Linked DNA regions of Homo sapiens: region 2 is linked to region 1. The links are chromatin contacts, found by Hi-C or POLR2A ChIA-PET in ENCODE. All regions are on one chromosome and are shown on one strand. The core of a region is the stretch at or near the end of the contact, and the rest is flanking DNA. Distances in the headings are between cores, read along the strand shown.

Region 1 (3,042 bases), core at 189-2,688:
GCCTCTTGCCTTGGACCTAGGCATCAGACCGGCAGGCATTGTGCTGTGGGGCCAGCTATTTCAGAGGAAGAGAACTTCCTGACCTTAACCCTGCCCTGCTATTAAAACACCGTCATAACTAGCTGGCCCATACCTGCCTCTGGAGCCTGGCTGTCACTACTTTCTGTCTGGGGTAGAGGACAATCTGGCGTGTCTTCTAGGCTCAGCATCAACACACATCATCCAGTGTATATTTTAGTACCGTCTTTACAGGCCTGACTCAGGGCAGGGGAAGTCGTCGGGAAAAACCACGCTCATGGCTCTGCCATTGTCTCTGTGTGTGGAGACATCAGCTACCCTCACTGGGCCTGAGATATTCATCTCTCCAATAAGCTTAGATCAGAAAGGCCATCTTGCAGCTTTTTAAAAAAAGAGTTGGACTCTTTTTTTAAATTAAAAAAAAGTTAAACATTTTAAACAATAAAATCTTATGTGTAACATCAATGTAAAAAGCAGATCAGGGTGAAACATACTGCTTATCCGGGGCTGGGCAGGGCCGAGCCCTCCTGTCCCCTTTCCCCCGCCCCACCCCGCATTGCTCCAAAGAACTTCCAGGGCCCAAGGAGCCCAATTCAAAACCCTCTGAATGAGGTGCTTGCTAAGAACATCCTGCAGCTCCCAGTGACTTCCCAAGAGAGCTTTCTCGGGGCTCCAGGTTTCTGCTTGGACTCCCTGAGGGCGTGCCTGGGAAACCCACTGCAGGGCCCCCAGTCCATGGTCCCAGAGGTGTGAAGGCATCTGCTTCACCTTCCATGCCGGCCTCCCAGGAGATGAGGAGGAATTCAGTCCCACGTTCGGGCAACCGTTGCTCAGCATTAGCAGCCGTCAGCAAGTTGACACTGGAGCTCCAGCCAAGTGGTATGACATGCCGCCCCTGCAGATGTGGTGCTCTGTACCTCTTAGACCCAGGAGCTGTCTGCATGTGACGTCCGATAAATGAGTGTTTCCTTTAACAAGTCTTAAGCCAGGCCCTGAAGCTAAGTCGCAGAGTGAGTATCTTCCTTGAGCCCGTCACCCCACAACATTCACAAATAAGAGCCCCTGCGGAGAAGCAGGCTATGTAGTCAGATAGACATAAGTCAGACCCCCCAGCCTGTGTTCTCACCTGTGAAATGAGAAAGATCACAACAGCGACACCCGAGCTGTTGTTTGGAGAAGATGAGAGAGTGTGCACAGCTCACACCATCCTCTGCACCGCAGCTAACACTGTTAGCACCATCACATGGGCCCCTCTGCAAAGAACTGCCCACCTCATGAGAAATCATATGCTGAACCAGACCCCCGGGCCAGTTCCCAAACTGGGTCTCACACCTATCTCTCTGTTTTGAATACCAGATATTCTAAATACAACATCATTGATATAATCTGAGATACTAGATGATGTTATCCGCCTGCCTGCAGAGGATTTACTTTTGCTTTTGGCAGGCATTTAGGCCAGGGGCAGATTGTCTTAAGCCAGACTGGATGAGCTGATTCAAAGCTGGTTTCGGTCTTTGTGAAGATGGGTCTATTTCTGGTTCAGCGTTTTGCCTGGGGATATCCCGTCCGCTGCCCCACCTGAAAGTCTGGAGTGCTTGCCTGGCCGCCTCCTGCACAGCAGGGCCTGAACACTGAGGTGTGTTTCCCCAGCCCTGTGAGACTGCCCAAAGTTCTACTCAGCTTCTCAGCCCCTCCACCGACACTCTGAATTGGCAAATGCTTCAGCAGGGAAAGTGGACCTGAATGTCCGGCACCCTCTCTGTGATCCCCTTCTCCTCTTGATTTTGGTTCCTCAAGTCCTCACTGCCCTGGGAGCACTCTGATACCCTCAGCAGAGTTTCGAAAATATTTTATGCAGTTTTCTAGTTGTTCTCAAGGGGAGGGTTAGTTGGAGAAGAACACTGTAGCCAACCATCTTGGAAGTGACTGTTCCTATTTTACTTTAATGCTCATTTAGGTATTTTAAAAATTATTCTGTTTTCCTGAAACAGAAAAAAAATTCAGAAAATTTTTTTCTGAAACAGAAAAAAATATTCTGTTTTCTTCATTTGGGCTGGCATAACAAAAATACCATAAATGAGGCAGCTTATAAACAACAAACATTTGTTTCCCACAGTTCCAGAGGCTGGGAAGTCCAAGATCAAGCCACTAGCAGTGTCTGGTGAGGGCCTCTTCCTCATAGATGACACCTTCCATGTGTCCTCACATGGTGGTATGCACTGGCTAGCTCTCTGCAGTCTCTTTTCTAAGGGTACTAGTCCCATTCATGAGGGCTCTGTCCTCATGACCTGATCACCTCTCAAAAGGCCCCATCTGCTGATACCATCACCTGGGGGGTTAGGATTTTGCATATGAATTGGGGTAGAGGCACAAACATTCAGACCTTAGTGCTATGCTTCATTGATTTAAGGATGGTCTCATTGGGATGTTGGGGGTAGAAAAGATCCATGTCTTCCATGCTAGTCTAGGAGTGCATTCTTCAGGAGGCAGAATGGCAGAATGGGAGGAGGGTCTCCAGTCATGGATGCTGGTGGCCCATTGTTATAAACCACAGGGCAGGGTCAATGAGGGCACATTGCCTGGTGGTTTCCTCCAGCTGAGTTCAGAAGGCATTTTTCCTCAGCAAGACCACAAACTAGTTTGATCAATAACTTTTCCTCCAAGTAGTACAGTTTGGAAATGAGGTAAGAGAGCCATCTCCTGGTAAGAAATATGGCAGTGTGTGAGGGAGGCCTGCAGCGACTCCGGCACTGTGTGGAGCCCTGTGGGTCCCTGGGAAGTCTGGGGTTTGGGAAGGTGCCCAGAGTGAGTGGATTCCTGGCCCTGTGTTCACCCGATCTTCAACAAGTGCAGCTCCCGTTTTATCTGTTTTATATACTGGGTTCCTAAGAAAAGTTTTCCACCATTGGGGAATTTCAGAAGTTGCTCCACCATCAGATAAATTGGAAAACCACCCCATCGAGCTCAACTGCTTCATTTTATAAACCAAAGTCCCCGGAGGTAAAATGACTTCCCCAAGGTCAT
Region 2 (3,174 bases), core at 303-2,802, 420 kb after region 1:
AGCTGTAGAATAAAAATCTACTTTTAATAGCTGGCATAGTGCCTAGTGGTTTTGAAGCCACAAGCAGGTTTACAAAAAACATTTAAATCCATCTGAATCTACAGAAAACTAAGATTACCTAAGCAGAAAATGAAAATAGTTCAGGATTAAGGAAGATTAACAAATGAAGAGTATATGTATTTTAGAAGTATTACTTTATATTTTTATAGTATAATAATAATATTTACGTTCCTACACTTATAATGAGTTTCGTATATATATTAAAATAATTTAATGGATTAGTATGTTTATATTTGCTTTTAGTAAATTTGGTGTATGATAAACTCAGTTGTCTACATTGTGAGACTACACCTGAGGCAATTTCTGTGTTGATATATACCTGAATAGCAGATATTACTTGGGAGCAAATAAAATAGCTTCAGGCCTAATTTTGCAAGTTCATGATGGGAGAGTAAGCATGACTTCAAAGAACTGACTTTGAGTTAAAACTTGAAGAATGAATGTGACAACAGCAAGTATAAAACAATGCCAGGCAGAGGTGGGACTGTTCATGGGTATCAGGGTAAGTGTGTTGATAAATGCTCAAAGTAGGAAATACCTTTCTTCCCCCACACATGTCAGAAAATAACTGCAATAGAATGCAACGACATCTCAGAGATAAAGTGTTCAACTTAGCTCTCAGAGACCGTTCAGTTACATTTTGTAATGACATTGGAATTGATTGCATTTTGAAGGCAATTCTAAATGCAAAGTCTTCATTTTGTTGATAGAAGCTGGGTTATTTATTATGAAATTTCAAAAATTAAGTAAAATATCTAATTAGGATTATACCAGCAAAGGCAAATTTAGAATTCAAGACTTCATGATCCATGGTAAGATTATTTTAATGCAACTCTGCTAATTAACTGAAATTTCCTTTAACTCTCACATCTGCCTTTTACTTCTTAAGACATTTTTCTAGTATTTCACCAGAGCAAGATATCAGAAGGGTAAATCTCTTACCAATGAACTTTGCTAATTCTTAGTGACTCCGTTGACCCTGGTGTAAGGATCAGGAACAAAGTGAATGAAATACATTTTAATACATTTCTGCTTTCTCTAATTCCAAAGACCACTCTAAAGAATAAGTTATTTGTGGGTATTATCTGAAACTTGGGATTAAAAGAGACCGTGATTACCCTTCAGGGATTTTGGCAAAACTTAAGCCATTTCATCTGAAGAGCAAAGCAAGCCTCCCACACTCTTGGCTTATTCTCACAATTATCTAGATATCTAGCAACAAAACTCTTGAGTAGTTTGTTAACTACAGATGCCAAGGGCTGACAGTTTCACTTTCAGTTTTCAGAATATCTTTTGTTTCAGTGGTGTAAGCACACCATCAGAATCTCTACTATTTAAAATAATTAAGTTATAATTGTAACTTCCATTAGATGTAGTACTTAAAGGAATCTAGAAGACACAACTCATTAATTATAGGAATTTGACTGCAAATTCTTCTGGGGGGTCTGAATTGCAAAGGAGGCATCTTTGTAAGTCAGACTCAACTCATTACTCTGTGATGCAGGCTCCTCCAAATGGCAGCAGAAACGTATTACTCTCTAGAAACACTACAGTAGTGCTACAATTTCAGGGTTCTGTAGAGATAAGGACAAATTGACAGAAACACATTCTTAGAAGGACAGTATCATTTAAAATAAAAATACTGTCATAATTGTACACCAGGATAGCTTCTCCATAATAAATTCTTTATGATTTTCTGATTTTTAGAAATCAGAATTGAACTTTTTAATGTGAAAAAAATGAGAGAATTGTTTCAAAATAGGACCACATTTCTGTGTATAATTTTAAAAGTTTAAAAATATTTGATTAGTAGACTGATAAACTGAAACATTTTTGATAAGCTTTTCATTACATACAAACCATATAATTTGTAAAAAATTGGAAATTATTCAAAACTTCACATAACTAAAGTGACCAAATAAATACTGGAGAGGAAAGAAAAGGAGTCAAATGAATCTAGCATTTTCTTTTTTTTTTTTTTTTTGGAGAAAGGGTCTCACTGTGCCACCCAGGTGGGAGTGCAATGGCACGATCATGGCTCACTGCAGCCTCAACTTTATGGGCTTAGGTGATCCTCCCACCTCGGCCTCCCAAGTAGCAGGGACTACAGGCATGCGCCAACACGTCCAGCTAATTTTTTTGGTATTTTTTGCAGAGACGAGGTTTCACCAGGTTGCCGTGGCTGATCTGGAACTCCTGGTCTCAAGTGATCTACCCAACTCAGCCTCCCAAAGTGCTGGGATTACAGGCGTGAGCCACCGCACCCGGCCTAATCTAGCATTTTCTAAAAGGAAGGACCCAGCAGTGAACGGCAATATCAATAATCATGTTCAAGACTATCAGACATGCAAGCTGGGGATGAATGGGTGGAAGGGGAAAATGATGAATAAATGATGAACACAAGTATAGACCCAGTGGATTTGAGATGCCCAAGATGCCAGTGAGATATTCAAAGTTTAACTCAAAAGCCACTTCCCATATGAAATCCTGACAAACACTCCTACGTCCAACTGGAATTAATTTCTCTTCTGGGCTCCCACAGCACTCTGTATTTTTCTAATAGCATAACACTATTTTGTTTGTAGATATTTCTCTGATAGCATTACTATCTTTCCTCTTTATCACAACTGTTTGAAGTTCTTTTGCCTCTTGCATCCACTGTTGCCCAATCCCACTGCTGGAAGGCTCATCTTATTAAGTTCTGTATTCCTAGTGCTAACACACTGTCTACCATAGATGATGTTCAATAAATGGTTGCTAAATGAATTCTCTTGTGATAATAGCACTATGGCAACATAATCGACGGTAAAAATTTCTTCTCAATGTTTACTTTTAGCAGAATGCATTCATTTATCAACTTTCATTGAGAATATGCTAATTTCCATGACCCTGCTAGGAAATAGGAAAATAAAGATGAATGTAATAAGGTGCTCATTCTACTGAAAGTCTTGACTAGTGGAGAATTATGGATCCAACTTTTCATGAAATGCCTTCAGTGGTAAGAATTCTCATATTTGGAATAAAAAATGTTATGGGTTGTGCCAAGATACCTACATACTTCATAATTTTGTAGAGGGCTGTCCTTACTGCAGAAATGTATACTACTATAGTCAT

What was found. Hi-C counts contacts between places; a loop is a spot of excess contacts on that map. ChIA-PET counts read pairs that join two places held with the same protein, here RNA polymerase II (POLR2A). Pooled maps may share reads with other maps.
Region 2: a loop to region 1 is called in a pooled map, with 3 times the contacts of the local background. The contact joins two enhancer-like sites. A Hi-C loop is called at or near these places in 4 of 168 maps with a recorded cell type or tissue (GM13976, MCF 10A, chondrocyte and 1 more), 2 of 37 single-sample maps with no recorded cell type and 7 of 50 pooled maps. POLR2A ChIA-PET finds 5 or more read pairs at or near these places in 5 of 52 experiments (AG04449, CD4-positive, alpha-beta memory T cell, MCF 10A and 2 more).

Annotation. Positions count from the first base shown.
Region 1 is chr13:30,156,238-30,159,279 of GRCh38, forward strand. All of the region lies in intron 1 of LINC00385 (long intergenic non-protein coding RNA 385), which reads left to right. Among named protein-coding and RNA genes, the nearest start is that of LINC00385, 4.0 kb to the left of the region's middle. Within about 2 kb of position 1,439, at least 3 of the 41 ENCODE cell types and tissues checked have a DNase peak (open chromatin) inside an H3K27ac peak, as active enhancers do.
Region 2 is chr13:30,571,624-30,574,797 of GRCh38, forward strand. It overlaps a transcript of HMGB1 not described here. Among named protein-coding and RNA genes, the nearest start is that of USPL1, 45 kb to the right of the region's middle. Within about 2 kb of position 1,553, at least 9 of the 41 ENCODE cell types and tissues checked have a DNase peak (open chromatin) inside an H3K27ac peak, as active enhancers do.